Linked DNA regions of Homo sapiens: region 2 is linked to region 1. A link is an interaction called in ENCODE POLR2A ChIA-PET data of the cell type or tissue named here. Cell type or tissue: PC-9. All regions are shown on one strand. Links, peaks and the distances in the headings refer to the core of each region. The heading gives the core; the rest is flanking DNA.

Region 1 (5,372 bases), core at 288-5,287:
CCCGAACCCCGTGCTCTCTGAAACATGTGCTGTGTCAACTCAGGGTTAAATGGATTAAGGGCGGTGCAAGATGTGCTTTGTTAAACAGATGCTTGAAGGCAGCATGCACATTAAGAGTCATCACCACTCCCTAATCTCAAGTACCCAGGGACACAAACACTGTGGAAGGCTGCAGGGACCTCTGCCTAGGAAAACCAGAGACCTTTGTTCACATGTTTATCTGCTGACCTTCTCTCCACTATTATCCTATGACCCTGCCACATCCCCTTCTCCGAGAAACACCCAAGAATGATCAATAAATACTTAAAAAAAAAAAAAAAAAGAAAATTCATACAGTTAAAAAAAAAAAAAAACTTTCCTGAAAATCAGAAAACTAGAATGACAGTTTTTTTGCAAACTGACAGGTCAAAGTAGGTGATGTAAAAAATTTCAAATTATATACAATCTTAATAAAATATGGCTTATGGAGCATTTCACTTAGGTAAATGTGGTTAAAAGTTAATTTAACCTAGTCTTTTAGAGAAGGGTCTCATTTGTTCACTACAGAGTAATACAAGATTCTGACATCTTTCATAGTCTTTAAGTCAAAGAAAAACAAGTATTAAAATACTATTTCTCTAGCAATAACTTGGAGAAGGGAAAAAAGAAAAAAGAAAATGCTATCAAGCAAACCCCGAAGGTATTTTCTTCTTGCTGTGTTGGCAAAGGCTTTCAAATTCCTTCAAATTAGCTTTCGCCTACAGACTTTTCTAAATCCTTTTTAGGAATTCTAGCAAAATCTACATTATTTTAGTATATTTTGTTGATTAAGACTTGCTAGAATCTACTTTAATAGCTATTGGAGAACCCAGATTATACAAGATATTATTTGGAAAAATAGAGAAAATGCATGTTAGGCATCGTAAATGGACCAGTGTGATGATATGTTTTTTAATAGGCTTATATTTATATTTTTTCAGTCCTATAAATGTTCATTTTGTTATTGCTAAACCAAAGAAGAATTAGGAAAGCACACTGGAGTAGATCACAGACACGCTTAAACTTTTATTAAATTTCATTTACTCCATGAAAGTCTAGCATCAAGTTAAAACATGCATCCCATACCTACATCCTCAGTTTCATTGGTCCCCATTCTTTTTTTTTTTTTTTTTTTTTTTTTTGAGATGGAGTCTCGCTGTCACCCAGGCTGGAGTGCAGTGGCGCGATCTTGGCTCACTGCAACCTCTGCCTCCCAGGTTCAACTGATTCTCCTGCCTCAGCCTCCTGAGTAGCTGAGATTACAGGTGCATGCCACCACGCCTGGCTAATTTTTGTATTTTCAGTAGAGATGGGGTTTCACCGTGTTGGTCAGGCTGGTCTCGAACTCCTGACCTTGTGATCTGCCCACCTCAGTCTCCCAAAGTGCTGGGATTACAGGCATAAGCCACCACGCCCGGCTGGTCCACATTCTTATACCCACGTTTCATTCCAACCAAACTAGAGGTAGAGTCCCTCAAATGTTCCTCTCAGGCTATGTTTATTCTTGTAGAGCCCTCTGTCTGAAACACCTCTCGTGCTTTAAAAACCAGCTCCTGTCAGTCACCATTCCTCTTCTATCCCAGTGGCCCTTCACCCCCAGCTTAGTTAGATGTCCCCTTTATACTTTCTTCTGCATGTCTCTACATCACAGCATTTTTCATTAGGAATTTTAAACATAAGCTTTCTCATTTCTCCCAGTAGAAACTGGTTTATTAAATTTTTAAATTTCTGGATTTTCCAGCACTGGACCTGGCACACTGAATGCCAACAAATAAATATTAATTGAGTGAATGGAAGCTCATTATGTCAGAGCCCCAAGTACTTACATTTTACCCAGTAAAATACAAGTTTATCTTTTACAAATGGAGAAACTAAGGCAGAAAGGAGTTTGTAACAATAGTATCATTAACAAAGATTAATAAAAAAATGAACTAATCTTTTACTTGGACCAATTAACATCCTAGCTACAGTCTAAAGAGTAGAACAGGCCAGGTGCGGTGGCTCACACCTGCAATCCTAGCACTTTGAGAGGCTGAGGCGGGCAAATCAAGGGGTCAGGAGTTCGAGACCAGCCTGGCCAACATAGTGAAACTCCGTCACTACTAAAAATACGAAAATTAGCCGAGCATATTGGCGGGTGCCTGTAATCCCAGCTATTCGGAAGGCTGAGGCAGGAGAATTGCTTGAACCCGGGAGGCGGATGTTGCAGTGAGCCAAGATCACACCATTGCACTCCAGCATGGACGACAGAGCGAGACTCCATCACACACACACACACACACACACACACACACACACACAAAATAGAGTAGAACAAATGAGTCTCTAAATCATAAGAAATAAACAAACTCCAAACATCAATTTCCTATCACAGAGGATTAGCTTTTCCTTCTTTCTTTCTTTTCTTTTTTTTTTTTTGTTTGAGACGGAGTTTTGCTCTTGTTGCCCGGGCTGGAGTGCAATGGCGTGATCTCAGCTCACCGCAACCTCCGCCTCCCAGATTCAAGCAATTCTCCTGCCTCAGCCTCCTGAGCAGCTGGGATTACAGGCATGAGCCACCGCGCCCGGCCCGGATTTAGCTTTTATTAAGGATTCAAAATCATTAAGTCTAATCCTCTCTCACATACCACAAAACTCTGGCACAGCCATGGACTAACCTAAAAGCCCACTGTTAGAGACACAAAGAACTTTCTTTCAGTTATGAAAATCTTCATTTCTAGCTGCCCTTGTCATAGTTGGCTAATAGTTTTGCACAAATTAAACTAGATGATGAGTATTTTTCAAATTAGAAACAAAAAGAGGACCTGACCCTGCCAAGCTTTAACCACCTGGGACAACAAACTTGTTCTTCTCCAGCATCTTATACTTTACACAGTACCATTGGCCTCCCAAGTCACCAGTTCATGCTCCATCCTCATGCAAAGACAGCAATATTGTATTGGAGACAGTTAGTCCAAAGGTCCAAGTGCAGCTGGAGCTAGTTCTCTAAGCAAAGAACCTCTGCTTCCATGCATAGATCTTCTTCACTACCCAACCAGTTCCTATTAGTGGAAGAGTGCTGGGAGAAAGAGAGTAAGGAACTCATTAGAGTATAAAGCTAATTCAAAGAGGCAGAAATAGGAAAAAAAGGAAGCAAATTACTTCTGGGTAATGTTTAGAAATTCCCTAACAGATGGTATTTTTCTCTTGAATAGATCAAAACGTTTCAGATAAATCATATTTCTATGAAACAAGGATAAGATTCGTCTGTTACGTATGAAAAAAACTAATGCAGGATTGAGTTTACGTTAAGTATTGAGACCCAGAACTCTGCCTCTTGGGCAAAGCCAAGCATAAAGCAGCAAGCCCTCCCAGAATTAGACGGCTTTCCACGGACAGGAGAACAGATACAGCAGACACAGAATGACTACAGAAGGCGAAAACAAGCAAAAACAAATGTCACTCCATCTGGTTTTAAGCCAAATAAGCCCTCCAACCCTAACCAAGGCAAAGGAGAACTGCCTTTCCACAGAACACACCTGACTGGTTTCAGTACTTGTTTTCCCACGAGTACCCTTGAAACTCATTTTAATCCAAAAATGAAAACTATGGGACAAGCACGGTGGCTCATGCCTGTAATCCCAGCACTTGTGGGAGGCTGAGGCGGGCGGATCATCTGAGGTCAGGAGTTTGAGACCAGCCTGACCGATATGGCGAAACCACATCTTTACTAAATACAAAAAATTAGCTGGGCGAGGTAGCAGGCGCCTGTAATCCCAGCTACTAGGGAGGCTGAGGCAGGAGAATCGCATGAACCCAGGAGGCGGAGGTTGCAGTGAGTCGAGATTGCGCCATTGCACTCCAGCTAGGGCAACAAGAGCAAAACTTCGTCTCAAAAACAAACAAACAAAAACTAGTATTTTGTGATACAGCCAGAACTATCACAAGGAAAAGACTCCCAGTACTGTATCATAATACTTCCACATAAAATACCTCCTTTAGGGATGGGGTCATTTCTCCCGGGATAATTCAATTCAATGCTTAATTTTTGAGAAGGGCTGCATGAAGGAGAGACTTGTAGTTAAAAAAAAAAAACGGGTCTAATTTCTGGTTCTGGTACTTACTAGCTGGGTTACCTTATGCGAGAATTCTTAATTTCCTAGTCTTAGTTTCCTCACCTTCAAATTGAGACTAATAACTACTTTGTAGGTCTCTGGTAAGAGGGAGAGAGAAACTAAGCGGTTGGAACACCATGGGCACTCAATAATAGCTATCATTTACATAATGAGTCCCTACTAAATATGGATGCTGGGTTAGGCGCTGCCGAGATACAAGGTGAAAGTTCTAGCTGCAAATGGCAAAAGTCCTGAATGTTCTTGGATTTCAAAATGCTTTTTGTATATCGCCTCTTTTCTGCCCGTGAGGAGGACAAGGGCAAACAATTAAAATAGGAAAAATGTGGGGAGCACTTCATGGTTTATAAAACGTTTTTCTGCGTGCCAACTTATTTTAATGTCTTAACTTTCCAGATTTGAAAACAAGTCCTACACCAAATAAATGGTAGAGGGACACAAACTGGAACCCAGGCTTCCTAACCGCCAGAGCGACCTTCCCGCCGCCCAATGCCTCCCTGAGGTGCTGGTCGGCTGCTTCTGCCCGGGGTACCCAGCAGTCATCCTACTCTCCACTCAGCACCACCGCACGTCGGCCGCGCGCCACGCTACCCGCCGGGTTACTGGGCGCTGGTTTGGCCTTCGGAGGTCGAGGCTCTCTGAGTGACCTCCTGAACTGGGCTCACTCTTACTTAGCCTCCTCTCTCGAGGCAGCACCCTCCTCTCTACACGACAACTCCATCATTCGCAGCCCCACGGTGTTCCCGGGGAGCGCCTCCCGCCCCCACCGGCTTCGCCTCAGCTTGTCCTCGCCTTTCCCGCCCTCAGCATCCGCGGATACCCGCGCTCGCCGGGCCCACGCGGAAGCATCCGCAGACTGTCGCAAGGTCCCACCGTCTTGCTCTCATTGGGCAACCTTACCCTTTCCCCGCCTCAATGTTTTTGCTTCCTCAGTGATTGGACCTGGGCATTGTCCATTCCAGCTCCCAGGCACCGCCCTCTCTCCACCCACTAGAAAGCCACCCGGGTTCTCCTTCATCCCCAACGCTCCTCACCTAGCCCCTGTCCTGAGGGTGCCCCTAACCCTGGAGCCAGCTTTAAAGGGGCAGGCCCCTTCTCCTGCCCCAGCCCCAGCCCCACCCACCGGGCCCACATTCTCCGTCTTCCAGGTCCAGCGCTCCCTCACAGAACTCCCCCGCACCTTGTCTCGCTCGCTCCGCCCCTCCTTCCCAGCCACAGCTAGAGGTCCCGGGCGCACCTGCA
Region 2 (5,348 bases), core at 1-5,000, 150 kb after region 1:
TCACCTGAGGTCAGGAGTTCAAGACCAGCCTGACCAACATGGTGAAACCCCATCTCTACTAAAAATACAAAAATTAGCCAGGCGTGGTGGTGCGTGCCTGTAGTCCCAGCTGCTTGGGAGGCTGAGGCAGGAGAATCGCTTCAACGTGGGAGGCGGAGGTTGCAGTGAGCAGAGATCACGCCACTGCACTCCAGCCTGGGCAACAGAATGAGACTCCATCTCAAAAAAAAAAAAAAAAAAAAAAAAAAAAAGGGATTCCAATTGTCCTTTGAGAGGAAAGTCCCATTATTCTAGGATATTTATCTTCATTTCCCTGGAATGCCCTTCCTGCTCAAAGCTGAACTCTGACTTTTGATCCTGCAATGATCAGGACTCCCGTCTTTGATCAGATATACTCTTGGCCAAGAAAGCAGGGAAGGAGACACTGGATCAGGGAGCAAGTGACCCTTAGGTATGATCCCACTTCCTAATCTGGTAATCCCATTCTGCTTGCTCAGCCATATAGGAATTAATACTAAAGAGATCCCAGTTATTCTATACACCAGGGGGTCATGAGAAAATATCATTCTCCACCATAGCCCTTCAGAATAGAAGAAAGGGATGCATATTGTAGTCTCTTGGCCTTATTTTTCCATCGATTTCTCTTTCCCAATTGAGCCTAGAAATTAGACTCATATAGCCACAAAAATAAGACTTTATTGAAAAAAGTACATAATTCAATATAAATACAATAAATAATCCTCCCCAAACTGTCCCCAGGAGGATAAATAATCCCCAAATTTCCCTTCCCATCTAATAAATACTCAACCTTATCATAGGTCAGCATCACATGTCAGTCAGTATTGGTAATTTTCAACATATGCAGGTCCCACTAAAATTAATGGACTAATTAACCTGTTGGCTCACAGGTGCCTGGGGTGGTAGATTTATCTTGGCCTTGCTGGGCCATGGAGATCTGAGTGCCATCCTTGAGCTGCTGCCTTTAGGGACTCAGGGTTGCTGCTCCATGGGCAAAGACCCGGGCGGCTACAGCCACAAAGGCCTGGAGGCTGCGAAGGATTTTGAAGCGGAGAAGGAGACGCTGCCATGGCTGGCTGGGACTGAGGCTTGGAATCTGCTGAGTCTCCCAGTGGTGACCCTCAGGCTGAAAGGACATAGGACACAGTCAGAGAAGACTCTAAACCCTTAACCCCCAACCCTCTGTCTCTGACACCTGCAAGCCCCCATCCTCCACGCCCCTACTTCATACCTGCAGGAGTTGGCTGAGGCCCAGTAGGGAGGCATGAAGCTGGCCCACAGGGCTATCAGGGAGCAGAGAAGGCTCCCCTGTGAAAATATCCGATCCTAGCAGCTTCTCATAAAAAATCAGACCCTGGTGGATCCTTTGCAAGCAGAACTAGGGAGAAAAGAAAGCAATGAAAGAGGACACCCTCTTCCTACTCCATTCACTGAAGACTCACCCAGTTTCTTACTATTTTCAGACACAACTTCTGGTTTACCATGGTACCCAGCCATGTTCTCAGTCCCCTCTCCTTCATTGCCCAGCCACATCCCAGTGGTACCTGACTGTTGTCCCTGAGTCCTTGGGGGTCACAGCCATCTCCACACTGGATATGGGGAACATCATTTGTAGTCTCTTCATCTCCCTCTTCTCTTAGATCCTGGAATGAAGGAAGAGGTGGAAAGAATGAAGAAGTAAGATAGTACTTCTGAAGCCAACCTGGACCCTCAGGCCCATGACTCTCCCAGGAACCCTACTCTCTTGTCCTCTCTTACTCCCTAATGGCCTTCAACCCTCCAGCTTCCACTCAAGGTCACGGTCTTCTGCCACAGCCTTGGAGAGCCTGGACTCCTGTTAGGCTCCAGGGGCTGCCACTCACCATGTGTCCCACTAGTGGATGTGCACTCCAGGCCAGTGTGCAGAGCTTCTGTGAAAGCTGCTGGCACTGAGTCCAGGCAGGGCTGCTGCCCCCAGGCACAGCTCTGCCCTGAGCTGTCCAGGGCAGCAGCAACAGCAGCATTACAGCTCTGCTCCCCAGCATCTTTTTGCCTTCTTCTCAAATCTGGCTGGCTCTGCGCCTTGCACCAGTCCTGGTGGAATCTCTGCCCACTTCCACTTGCTTTGAGCCTGATTCTCTCTGTTCAGCGCGTCTCTGGTTTGGTTCCCTCAGTTGTTCACCGAGTTTGTAAGCTGCTTCCTGTTGTTTTTCTCCCTTTGTCTCTGAGTCTTTTAAGGTCCCTGCATTGTAAGGCCCGCCCTTTATACCAGCAGGTGACTCACAGCAGGTGGGATTCCCCTCCCTGCATCATCCCCCTCTGTGGGGAGCCCAGGTATGCAGCCTCAGTTCCAGGGGAAATGAGTAGTGTGGTTGCTGTGGCTAGAGGCCTGGGATGGGACACATGTGTAATGCTCTCCAGGAATCGAAATAGCTATAGAAGGGGCGGGGATGGGGGGCACAGCGGGGATGGGGTGGGAGGGGTAAGGGAGAACAAATATTTAAATTAATCTGGTCTCAAGTTCCTTCCTGTTTGATCTTTCCCTGATCTTTTTGCCTCTCAAAGCTATACCCCTACCCCACCCCAAACCTAATTTCCTCACTTCCTCCTGCTTGAGGAAAAAGCAAAACAGAGAAACATCCATTCATCTCCCAATAGGATGGTGAGCTGTTTGCAATGAAGTTTGATTCCTACCTGATGCCCCCTATTAGGAATAAACGGGCTTCTTTTTCTCAGTTGGAAACAACATTATTTCAACTGGATGGTCCTGGTTTCATGGGAGAGAATGCGCATGAAGGAACTTGGAGAACTGGGAAGCCAGTATGAGGTCTTATTGCTCCCCATTTCAGGCCTCACAGTGGAGGTTAGAAAGGCTCTTGTGGGAAGAGGGTTATTGACTAAGAACCACCTGACTCCTCAACCCTAGTGGCCCAAGATTTCATAGGCTCTATAAGAGTTGGATGATGTTTTTTTCAGGACTAGTGCAAATAAGGCCTGGAAGTTCAACTTAGACATTCCAGCACCTAGTCCCATGGCCTCATTCTGACGTCATCCAAATTGTTCTGGGACCCTCCACTGGGGTCGGGGCAGTCCCAGCTTTGGACCCCATGGCTAGGAAGCCCAGGAGTTCTGGGTAGTCGAAGGTGCACTGTCAATGACTCTGGCTGGTCCTTCAGCTTGTTGCATCCATGGGTAAAATCCACTGACACCGATTTCATCACCCTCCATGATGCAACATCGAGTGAAACAGCTAAGAGTGTGAGGTTGGGCGTGGGAGTGGAAGGTGGTCCAAAGCCGGGACTGCCCCGACCCCAGTGGAGGGTCCCAGAACAATTTCGAAGACGTCAGAATGAGGCCATCGGTGACCACACAGCTGGCTCCCAAAGCCTCCCCCAAGAGGTTGACCCTTTTCTTCTGAGAAACTTGTCCTGAATGGAGGTCTCCCTTCCCTTAGAGCTATTCAAAACTGCCCAATGACACTTCTGGTTCAAATATTATGATTCTGTAGGTATGAGCTAAGAGAAGAAAAAAAAATATTACGATTCTAAGTTAAATCTACCAAGGGCCGGGTACAGTGGCTCACGCCTGTAATCCCAGTACTTTGGGAGGCCGAGGCAGGCGGATCATGAGGTCAGGAGTTCGAGACCAGCCTGGCCATCATGGTGAAATCCTGTCTCTACTAAAAATACAAAAATGAGCCAGCACGGTGGTGGGCGCCTATAGTCCCAGCTACTCGGGAGGCTGAGGCAAGAGAATCGCTTGAAGCCAGGAGGCAGAGGTTGCAGTGAGCCGAGATGGCGCCACTGCACTCCAGCCTGGGTGACAGAGCAAGACTCTGTCTCAAAAAAAAAAAAAAAAAAATGGAAATCTACCCTTTAGATTAAACATTTCCAGCATCAGAGAATTATCTGAGTTTGGGTGAGAACTGTTTTGCCTCTCTCCCTAATAAGGTGGACACCAATGGAATAAGGAAAGGGGAGGGGGCAGGATAGGGAGTTCACCTTACTTGTGTACAACGTCTCCTATGTTCTTCCCATCTCTGGTCCCCATTCTGGGAGCCCTAAAAGATAAGAGATGAAAGAAAGATGAAAAGGAGGAGGAAGTAGAGCCTGGGGGATGGGATGAGAGGGACAAGGGTGAGTTGGAGGCACAGGGCTCTGCCTCTTTGTTTCACTTCCTGGTGCTGCAGGAGTTGGGTAGGAAGAAGGGTTGGTGGGGAGATTGTGGGACTGTTGCGTGGCAGGAACTACATCCAGGGCTACAACTGACCTGGAGCTATAAGGAGCCCTTGACGTCAGCTGGGCCTAAACCGTTATGCAAATCGCATTCACAAGACACTCCTAGGCAGGTCTTTCCAGTTGTATGCCTAGACTCCAAATCAGTTGAAGTTCCCCCAGGTGGTTAATAATGATGGCTAATATATCCAACTCTCGCTTAATGCCAAATACTTTGTCTAAGCACTTTACATGTACTAAACTATTTAATTTTCACAACAACCCTTTAAGGTAGATACTATTACCCTATATTACAGAGGAGGAGGCTGAGGTGCAAAGATAAGCAATTTGCCCAAGATCACAGAGCTTCTAAGTGGCTAGAATTCCTTTTTTTTTTTTTTTTTTTTTGAGATGGAGTTTCGCTCTTGTTGCCCAGGCTGGAGTGCAATGGTGCCATCTCATCTCACCGTAACCTCTGCCTCCCGGGTTCAAGTGATTCTCCTGCCTCAGCCTCCCAAGTAGCTGGGATTACAGGCATGCACCACCATGCCCGGTGGCTAATTTTGTATTTTTAGTAGAAACAGGGTTTCTCCATGTTGGTCAGGCTGGTCTTGAACTCCCAATCTCAGGTGATCCACCCGCCTGCGGCCTCCAAAAGTGCTGGGATTACAGGCATGAGCCACCACACCCAGCTTAAGTGGCTAGAGTTCTAATGCAGACAATCTAGCATCAGATCCTGCATTCTTTTTTGTTCTTGGTTTTTGGGGGGTTTTGTTGAGACAGGGTCTCACTCTGTCACCCAGGCTGGAATGCAGTGGCACCATTTCCGTTCACTGCAACCTCCACCCCTGGGACTACAGGCACAAGCCACCATCCCGGTCTGGATCCTGAATTTTTAATCACTGCATTACACTGGATACTGTACGCCAGGTATGGTGGCTCATGCCTGTAATCCCAGAACTTTGGGGGGCCGAGGCAGGAGGATCGCTTGAGCTTAAGAGTTCAAGACCAGCCTGGGTAACGTGGCAAAACCCCACCTCTACAGGAAAAAAAAAATTATCTGGGTTTGGTGGCCAGTGCCTGTAGTTACAGCTAGTTGGGAGGCTGAAGTGGGAGGATCGCTTGAGCCCAGGAGGT

What was found. ChIA-PET counts read pairs that join two places held together with the same protein. Peaks named below come from ENCODE experiments on the same cell type or tissue, not always from the same donor. Only the 100,000 strongest peaks of a DNase experiment are listed, where the experiment ranks them.
Region 2: POLR2A ChIA-PET joins it to region 1 with 10 read pairs; 7 of 35 experiments call an interaction of 5 or more read pairs at or near these places.

Annotation. Positions count from the first base shown.
Region 1 is chr12:56,488,140-56,493,511 of GRCh38, reverse strand. It overlaps GLS2 (glutaminase 2), which reads left to right and starts at 5,351. Exons shown (of 18, transcript NM_013267.4): 1 at 5,351-5,372. RefSeq lists a silencer at 5,005-5,372. In PC-9, for the core only: no CTCF peak of the experiment used is centred there; a DNase peak (open chromatin) is centred at 5,031; H3K4me3 peaks cover 563 bases; H3K27me3 peaks cover 2,401 bases.
Region 2 is chr12:56,335,739-56,341,086 of GRCh38, reverse strand. It overlaps IL23A (interleukin 23 subunit alpha), which reads right to left and starts at 2,203. Exons shown (of 4, transcript NM_016584.3): 1 at 1,881-2,203; 2 at 1,563-1,661; 3 at 1,250-1,396; 4 at 677-1,144. The coding sequence starts at 2,042. The coding sequence ends at 983. RefSeq lists enhancers at 1,256-1,425, 1,913-2,212, 1,691-2,890, 3,468-4,315 and a silencer at 1,908-2,202. In PC-9, for the core only: no CTCF peak of the experiment used is centred there; a DNase peak (open chromatin) is centred at 2,296; H3K27ac peaks cover 1,456 bases.